2 separate regions of the Homo sapiens genome follow, and region 2 is linked to region 1. The links are chromatin contacts, found by Hi-C in ENCODE. All regions are on one chromosome and are shown on one strand. Each heading gives the region's core, a stretch centred on a gene start or an enhancer-like site at or near the end of the contact. The rest is flanking DNA. Distances are from core to core; before and after follow the strand shown. Region 1 overlaps RNF144A (ring finger protein 144A). Region 2 overlaps LOC105373411 (a long non-coding RNA gene).

Region 1 (4,240 bases), core at 807-3,306:
ATCTTGGAGGATATTGCAGATGGCAGAGGACAAGGCTACAGTCCAGGAGACCATCTCAGAGGACATTGGAGAGAGTGAAGGATAAGGGTAGAGTTCAGGAGACCATCTCAGAGGACACTGCAGAGGGTAGAGGACAAGGCTAGAATCCAGGAGACCATCTCAGAGGACGTTAGAAAGGGCGGAGGACAAGGCTAGAGTCCAGGATACCATCTCAGAGGACGTTGCAGAGGGTGGAGGACAAGGGTGTAAAATCCAGGAGACCATCTCAGAGGACGTTGGAGAGGGCGGAGGACAAGAGTAAAACCCAGGAGACCATCTCAGAGGTCATTGGAGAATTTTACTTTAGTAATCCAGACAAGAGAAAGTGGGGCACACTCTGCAGATAGCAGTAGCAGCAGCAGCAGGGAAAAGTGGCCACATTCTGGATAGTCTGAAGAGAGAGCCCTTACCATGTCCTTCCAGAGTGGTTGTGAATATGAGGAAAAGGGGAAAGTCTGTAATGACTCCAGGCACTTTAGTTTGAGTAACTAGGTGGAATTGTCACCAGTGGAGATGGAGTAGGTTGCAGCCAGAGAAGGTTTGGGTGCAAAAAGGGATTCAGAGGCCGGGTGCGGTGGCTCACGCCTGTAATCCCAGCACTTTGGGAGGCCAAGATGGGTGGATCACCTGAGGTCAGGAGTTTGAGACCAGCCTGGCCAACATGGCAAAACCCCATCTCTACTAAAAATATAAAAATCAGCTGAGAGTTGTGGCAGGTGCCTGTAATTCCAGCTACTCGGGAGGCTGAGTCAGGAGAATTGCTTGAACCTGGGAGGCGGAGGTCGCAGTGAGCTGAGTTCGTGGCATTGCACTCCAGCCTGGGTGACAAAAGCGAGACTCCATCTCAATTTGAAAAAGAGATTCAAAGTTCAGTTTTGAACTTGCTGAGTGTGAGAAGATTATAAGCCACCCACATGGAGACACCGAGTGGGTGGTCCTATCCAGATCTGATCGTTTAAGAGGGCGGTATGTGCTGGAGATGTGATAGGAGTCTTTGGCCTCTGTTTGGTATTTCAAGGAATAAGATCAGATGAGATCCCCAGTGAAAGAAGAGAGGAGTTGTAAGGACTGGGCCCTGGGGCATTCTAGCTTCATGAGGAGCAGAAGAGGACAAGCCAGCAAAGGAGAACAAGAGGGAACAACCAGGGAGGAAGCGGGGGAACCAGGAGCATGGAGAGGACTGAGAATGGAGGCTCGGATCAGTGCCAGGACCAGTGGTCCAGTGGCTGTGGCCACACAAGCTGGATTGGAGAGAAGAATGCAGGGGAGGAAGTGGAGACAGGGATTGTAGACAACTCAGTTGAGCTTTGCGGCAAAAGGGAGCAGAGTTTGAGGTGGTATCTGGTGGGGTAAATAAGCTTAGGAGAATTATTTTTCAGTTGGAAGCATTATCAGCATGTTTAGATGCTGATGGGAGTGATTCTGTAGAGAGTGAAATATTGATTGTGTGGGATGGAGGGCTGCTGAAAACACTTCTTGAGTAGGAGAGAGAGATGGGTTTGTGGAAAAGTGGAGTTACTGGCTTTAGGAGGAACACGGATAGTTACCAGTGGGGATGGACCAAATGACAGATACATGCGTGGGTGGTGCTCGGAGGAGGAGGCTCTGCAGTTCTCTTCTGATTACCGACCTTTCTTTGTGAAATGGGAGTCAAAGCCAGCATCTGAGCATGCTACATGGAGAGGGATTGGAAGTTTGCAGAGACCAGGAGGCAGCAGAAAGTCCTCTAGAGAGATGGAGGTGCAGAGCGGTCACCTGAAGCATTCACAGCCCACTCGAAGCTCTGGCTCCAGACTGAAAGAGCCACTCTGGGTGACTGCATGCTTCTCTAGACAGCCCTGATGGGGAGTTGAAGTGTGCAGGAGGTCAAGGATTGAGTGATCTTTTGGCCAAGCTGAGAGGGACACAGTGAAAGAATGGCTGGAATTGGTATTGTGTGCCAGGGAGAGAGGATCCTAATCTCAGAGGGCACTGAGACAGGGAAGTGAGGAGAGAGGACAGCGGGTCTGAGGGAGGAAGGAGCAGAGGAGGAGCCATTGGAGATGCGGGAGGAGGCCGGGCACTATGGGCCTGGGGTGATGGAGAAAGGACCTGCAGTGGCACAGGCAGTGATCTGAGGTGGTGTGAGGAACCCGGAATGTGGGGTGTCTGCGGGTGCTGCAAGTTCCAGTGTTCCTCCCAAAGGCTCGGCTTCTCAGTCATCCTGTCTCACGTTTTCATGGTCCGTACTTTAAAAGGGCTGCTGGAGAGATCTTCCCCTCCACTTACCCGATTGCCTACTTACCCCTTTGGTGATACTGGGAAGGCATTGCTAAGGTGTCACGGTTGCATTTCCTGGCTGGGGCACTGTGGCCCAGATGTGGCCACTGTGAAAGTTGCCATTTGAAGTTACCCCTCCCGCTTTCTCTTCCATTCCTTGGAAGATAAGTGCATTCTAATTTTATGTTTATTTTTTAATCTTAACTTTAACATATTAGGATTATTGCATCTTTCCCTGCAGTGCTTTTGCTGGCCCCGAGATAGGGTCTCCTCAGGTGTGAGGGAGACATTAAAGAACCCTGGAGAAAACACATCACGAGGCCAAGTAGAATTTTGTGTTCTCTCTGTTGGCCACGCCCACCTCCCAGGACGCTGTGTTTGGGAATCTGTCTCAAACAAATTCCAAGAACTGTGAAATGGCTTCATATTCACAAAAGAGTCATGGTGAAGTGGCCAAAATACTAGAAAATGACATTCCAGCACGAGCAAAGATTTTTTAAATGTTTAGAATTTATAAAGAGAGGTGGTTTTCATGGACTATAAAGCAGCCTCAATCCAGCCTTCAATGATTGAAGTAGCTAATTTTGAAATACAGGTTTTTGTTCTGTTTTGTTTTGTTTTTCCCAAGTAGGAAATATCAGTAGTTTAAAAAGAAAAGAAATTGTTGGTTAAAAACTTGGCCTTGGCCATCACTCAGCCTTTGGACCGGCCACGTTTGGGAAACTGCAGCTTTGTGTGGCCGGCTCGTTGATGGTCTGCTTTTGGCTAGCTGGCCTTTAGGGCAAAGGTCATTTTTAAAGCATGAACTAGAAGCGAAAAGACCGATACCTTGCTCTAGTTCCTCCTGGTTTCAGAGTTCCTAATGTGTAGAAATGAGCAGTATTTTTAGAAATGGAAACAGAGATGCTCTTCTGAGATGCAGCGGCTGATGGTATTGTTACAATCAATCATAACCACATTTTCCACATTTAGCTCAGTTACAGTTTTCTGGGGTTTGTTTACTTCTGTTTTTCAGACTTTGGGCCATTTTCCTCCATATTCTGTGCTCTAGGCTATGATGTTAAGTCAGTCTGTTGCTGGGTCAGTCTTCTCTGAGCCTTCCTGGTGTTTATACATGCCAAATTGGAGGGAGACGGTCAACTACTGGCAAGAGAACAGCAAGTGCCTGTTTTCTAGGGCGGTATAGATTTCTCTAGAAAGATCAAGTCAGCATTTAATGAGCATCCATGATGTGCAAGGTCCCATGCTTGAGGCTCCCAGGATAAATGAGGAGACACAGGCTGACTTCTGTTTGTAAGAATGTGGGTTTTTTTGTTGACTTTTTTTTTTTTTGGGTAATGTTGACAAGGTGAGGATGTGGATTCCAGTTCCCAAAACTGGGGCACAGGCCAGAGTAGAACTAAGACAATGAGAAATGGATGCTGACTGTTAGAAGAATTATCACAACCAAGGCAGTTTTGAGCCTGCTGTGAGGAAAGAGATGAGGAGAACCTGGGCCCTGGAACAGCAGGGCTGGGGAGCCCCTTGGAGCCTGGAGTCTGAAGATTTGCCATCAGGAGGAGGTAGAATCTGTCTCCTGGGCAGGGAGAACCATTCAGATGTGTCAAGGGTAGTGATGTGATTCAAAACAAAAGGGTTCTGGATGGTTGATTGAGTGATATCATGCTTCTGGGATAAAGGGAAGAAGACCCAGTAGGAAATGTTGGGTCATGAGGCTTAACAAAAACAAATGTATTTTTGTCCTTATTTTAAACATACAGTTTCTTTTGATTATTCCCAAAAGCCTAACAACAGAACTTCATAGACACATGCATATACATTCATTAAAGAAATATCGTGCCTGCTCTCAGACTTACAGCTTCATCAATAACTTCTAATTTTAGCTCAATTTAACACTGCCTTATTAAATATTAATGAGAACACCATTAGTATCTTGCCTTTA
Region 2 (4,240 bases), core at 751-3,250, 1.7 Mb after region 1:
TCGCTTGAACCTGGGAGGCAGAGGTTGCAGTGAGCCAAGATGGCGCCCATGCACTCCAGCCTGGGGACCAGAGTGAGACTCTGTCTAAAAATTAATAAAAATAAAAAAGAGAAGCAACCCAAAAGTCCACTAACTGATGAGTTAATAAATAAAACATGATATATCCATATCTATACCATGGAATATTATTTGCCAATAAAAAGAAAGAATAATTAACGCATGCTACAACATAAACAAATCATGGAAACATTATGCTCAGTGCAAGAAGCCAGACACTAAAGGTGTGCATTATACTCTTTCATTTGTAGGAAATACGGCAAATCCGTAAAGACAGAAAGTAGATGATCAGTGGTTGCCAGAGGCTGGGGGAAGAGGGAATGGGAAGTGAATGCTAATGGGTTTCCGGGTTTCTTTTTGAGGCAGCAAAAATGTCCTTGAATTAGATAGTGCTGATGACTGCACACCTTTGTGAATATACTAAAAACCACTGGGCTGTACTTTTTAAAGAGGTGAATTTTATGACATATGAATCATATCTCAATTTTTAAATTATGGCAAATATATACAATAATGCACCACATAACAGTACTTCAGTCAATGTCAGACCACATGTACCATGGCCATCCAATGAGATTATAATGAAGCTGAAAAGTTCCTGTCTCCTGGTGGTGATGCTATAGCTGTCATCATGGCATTAACCCAACACATTACTCACGTGTTTAATGTAAACAAACCTACTGCGCTACCAGTTGTATAAAAATCTAGCACATAGAATTGTGAATAGTACATAATACTTGATAATGATAATAAATGACTATTATCATAATATAGTATGTTGTACTAATTTATGTACTTACTATATGTTTTATCGTTATTTTAGAGTATACTGCTTCCACCTTTTTTTTTTTTTTTTTGAGACGGAGCCTCGCTCTGTCACCCAGACTGGAGGGCAGTGGTGCAATCTCGGCTCCCTGCAACCTCTGCCTCCCAGGTTCAAGCGATTCTCCTGCCTCAGCCTCCCAAGCAGCTGGGATTTTAGGCACCCGCCACCACGCCCAGCTAATTTTTGTGTTTTTACTAGAGAAAGGGTTTCACCAGGTTGGCCAAGTTGGTCTCAAACTCCTGACCTCAGGTGATCCACCCGCCTCGGCCTCCCAAAGTGCTGGGATTACAGGCCTGAGCCACCGCACCCTGCCTCCTTCTACTTATTAAAAAGCAAAAGTTAACTATAAAACAGCCCCAGGCAGGTCCATCAGGAGATATTTCAGAGGAAGGCATTGCTATCATACCAGATGACAGCTCCATGTGTGTTTCTGCCCCTGAAGACCTTCCAGTGGGACAAGATGTGGAGATGCAAGACAGTGATATTAATGATCCTGACCCTGGGTGGGCCTAGGATAATGTGTGTGTGTTTTAGCTTTTAACAAAAAAGTCAAATTTTTAAAAATTTTTAAATAGAAAAAAAACGTATAGAATAAGGATATAAAATATTTTTGTAGAGCTGTACATTGTGTCTGTGTTTTAAGCTGTTATTACAAAAAAGTCAAAAAGTTGAAAAAATAGAAAGTTTATTAAGTAAAAATGTTACAATAAGCTAAGGTTAATTTATTATTGAAGCAAGAAATTTTTTTTTATAAATTTAACATAGCTGAAGTGTACAGTGTTTACAAAGTCTACAGGAATGTACACTAATATCTAAGCCTTCACACTCACTCACCACTCACTCACTCACTCACCCAAAGCAACTTCCAGTCCTGCAAGCTCCATTCACGGTAAGCATCCTAGATGGGTGTACTAGGTTTTCATCTTTTATGCCATATTCTTACTGGACCTTTTCTATATTTATATAAACACTTATTCATACCATTGTGTGACAATTGCCTAAAGTATTCAGCAAAGTGACATGCTGTTCGGGTTTGAAGACAAGGAGCAATAGGCTACACCACATAGCCCAGGTGTGTAGCGGGCTCTGCCAAAGGTGTGTGTGACTGCTCTGGGACGGCCTCACCATGGCATCACCTAATGATGCATTTCTGAGAACGGATCCCCGTCGTTAAGTGATGCTAACTATACTTACGAGTACATTGTGATGAGTCATTATTTACAGGTCATTTTAAACCCAAACAGTGATTTACAGGGACTCTATCTCCTAGAACTTTTGAATTTCCTACAGACAGTCACAAGAAAAACATTAAGATGAACTTAGAGAACAAGCTGAGTGCTTTCTCCTTGCATTTCATAACAAAAGGCAATGTTCATAGGGGGATTTCAGATAGTGTGTTGATTTAGGGAGAAAAATCACATTGCTTGAAGAATTCAAATCAAACTATAGGTTCAAATACTCTACTACCTAATCAGAGATTTCTATTTACACCCAAATAGGAACGGTCAAACCTGAATTATTATTATTATTTATCATAAACCTAAAGTCCCGGCTTGAGTAATTCATAGGCACAAAGTGTGGCAGCTACAGTCGCCTATATGTCCCGCCAGTCACTAAAACAGGCACAGTTCTTCATCCACACGCCATTTCCTCTCTGCCCTTCTTTGTACCAAAGATCACTGTGTCCAAGAAAAGCATTCTCAGGAGGCCCGAAACTGTGCTGTGGGCAGAAAATCAGCTTTCTGAAACCCTGAAGCTACTACATGTTTGCTCTTGGTTGAAACTGTGCTCTGAAACCTCCCCGTAAAAGCTTCCACTGGGCCTGGGCCCTAGAGAAGGTGATAACATGTGGAGGACTGAGGCTTCTTCAGATGAGGGGAAACAGAGTCTGTGCAGGTAGACGACATCTGCTTCTCCCTAAGGCGCTGGGTTCTAACTCACTCTCCCTTCAGTTTAACCCAGAATGAGTCCCAGGAGCGAAGCCCTTGCTCCAGTCATCTTAACACCAAGATGACAGGGGGAAGATCAGAGGTGGGAGAGACAGTCAGGAGCCCTGTCCAAGAAGTGCCCTTGGTAGAGGGTCCTGCAGACCTTGGACCACCCGGGCATGACACCAGTCAGCGCCCCACAGGCAGCTCTAAAGGCCTGTGTTCTCTCTTGGGATGGGCTGAAACTCGTTGCACTGTCACTTTGCACACAGGTCCAAGCTTTATGCTACAAAGCAGCATGCAGACCAAGCCTGCCTCAAGTTCACGTGAAAGTCCCTCAGATTCATGAATACATCAACCCTGTCTAGGCCATTGCTTCAGGGACACTGAGAACAGATGAAACCAGGGGGTAGAGATTAAAAGACACCAAATTCCAACCTTCATCTTCGTCTCTGAGTCTGTCACTTAGGCCCAGAAAGTTAAATTCTCTGTTGCCCACAAACAAAATACTGAGTACCACTTCCTCCCCAGGATTAAGATGAGAAACGCTTTAAGGGAATCCCCGTAAAGCACAAAGCAAATCCATTTTATTTTAAGAGAGAAATTCCTAGCCGGGTGAGTCCAGGTTTTTGAGCCTCACGGCGACAAAGGCACATGGCAATTGCTTTCTCCACGTTTCTCCTCCCACCTTGCAGATGCCAAGCGTGGGATCCTCTCTCTCCCTGTTTAGCCCTTCCTCGTGTTTCCCAAGGAAGGACCTGCTCAAGCCCCACCGGCAATTGCACCTTGCATAGGAATCACCCGCAAAGGGCTTTGAGAAGGGACTCGGGCGGCAATGATGAACAGAGCACGGGGATGAGCCTCACCTCAGACACCCTCGCAGGGACCTCCAGCAAGTTCCTTCTCCCAGGCATCCTCAGTGTCCTCACCTGTGAAAGGAAAAGGCTGGAACCCATGATCGCTGAGGTCCCGTCTGTCTTGATCTCTTCTGCCCAGCTCTGCCTGCTGTTCGTGAACTCCTCAACCAGGTCTTAGAAGTGCTGAATACTTTAAATGGTAAATCATCTTGATTGCTATCAAAAATGGGTTTGGCCGAGCTGAAGCTTATTACTGGTCCCATGAGGAATTGCCTGGCCAAATGAACAATGATACAGCAGCTTTGTTGATTTAGCAAGACATTCTTTTCCTTTATTTCCTGTAAAGAAAAAAAAATGCCATCATAAATTCAACTCCTCTGACTCTGCCGGCCACAAACCACTCATTCCACTGTGAAATGCTTGTTGAAACTATGACGTCGTGTAATTCTGGAGGGAAACTGAGGACACAGCTGGCTACAGAGAAGGCCCCACATCTTGGCCAAACCCATTTTTTATAGCAATCAAGATGATTTACCATTTAAAGTATTCAGCACTTCTAAGTCCTGGTTGAG

What was found. A loop is a pair of places that touch in the nucleus more often than their neighbours do. Pooled maps may share reads with other maps.
Region 2: a map with no recorded cell type shows a loop between it and region 1 (9-fold over the local background). The contact joins two enhancer-like sites. A Hi-C loop is called at or near these places in 2 of 37 single-sample maps with no recorded cell type and 2 of 50 pooled maps.

What each region holds. Positions count from the first base shown.
Region 1 is chr2:6,942,100-6,946,339 of GRCh38, forward strand. All of the region lies in intron 2 of RNF144A (ring finger protein 144A), which reads left to right. Among named protein-coding and RNA genes, the nearest start is that of GRASLND, 26 kb to the left of the region's middle. Within about 2 kb of position 2,057, at least 4 of the 41 ENCODE cell types and tissues checked have a DNase peak (open chromatin) inside an H3K27ac peak, as active enhancers do.
Region 2 is chr2:8,603,796-8,608,035 of GRCh38, forward strand. LOC105373411 (a long non-coding RNA gene) reads right to left here. Exons shown (of 3, transcript XR_001739274.1): 2 at 3,678-4,006. Among named protein-coding and RNA genes, the nearest start is that of LINC01814, 22 kb to the left of the region's middle. Within about 2 kb of position 2,001, at least 4 of the 41 ENCODE cell types and tissues checked have a DNase peak (open chromatin) inside an H3K27ac peak, as active enhancers do.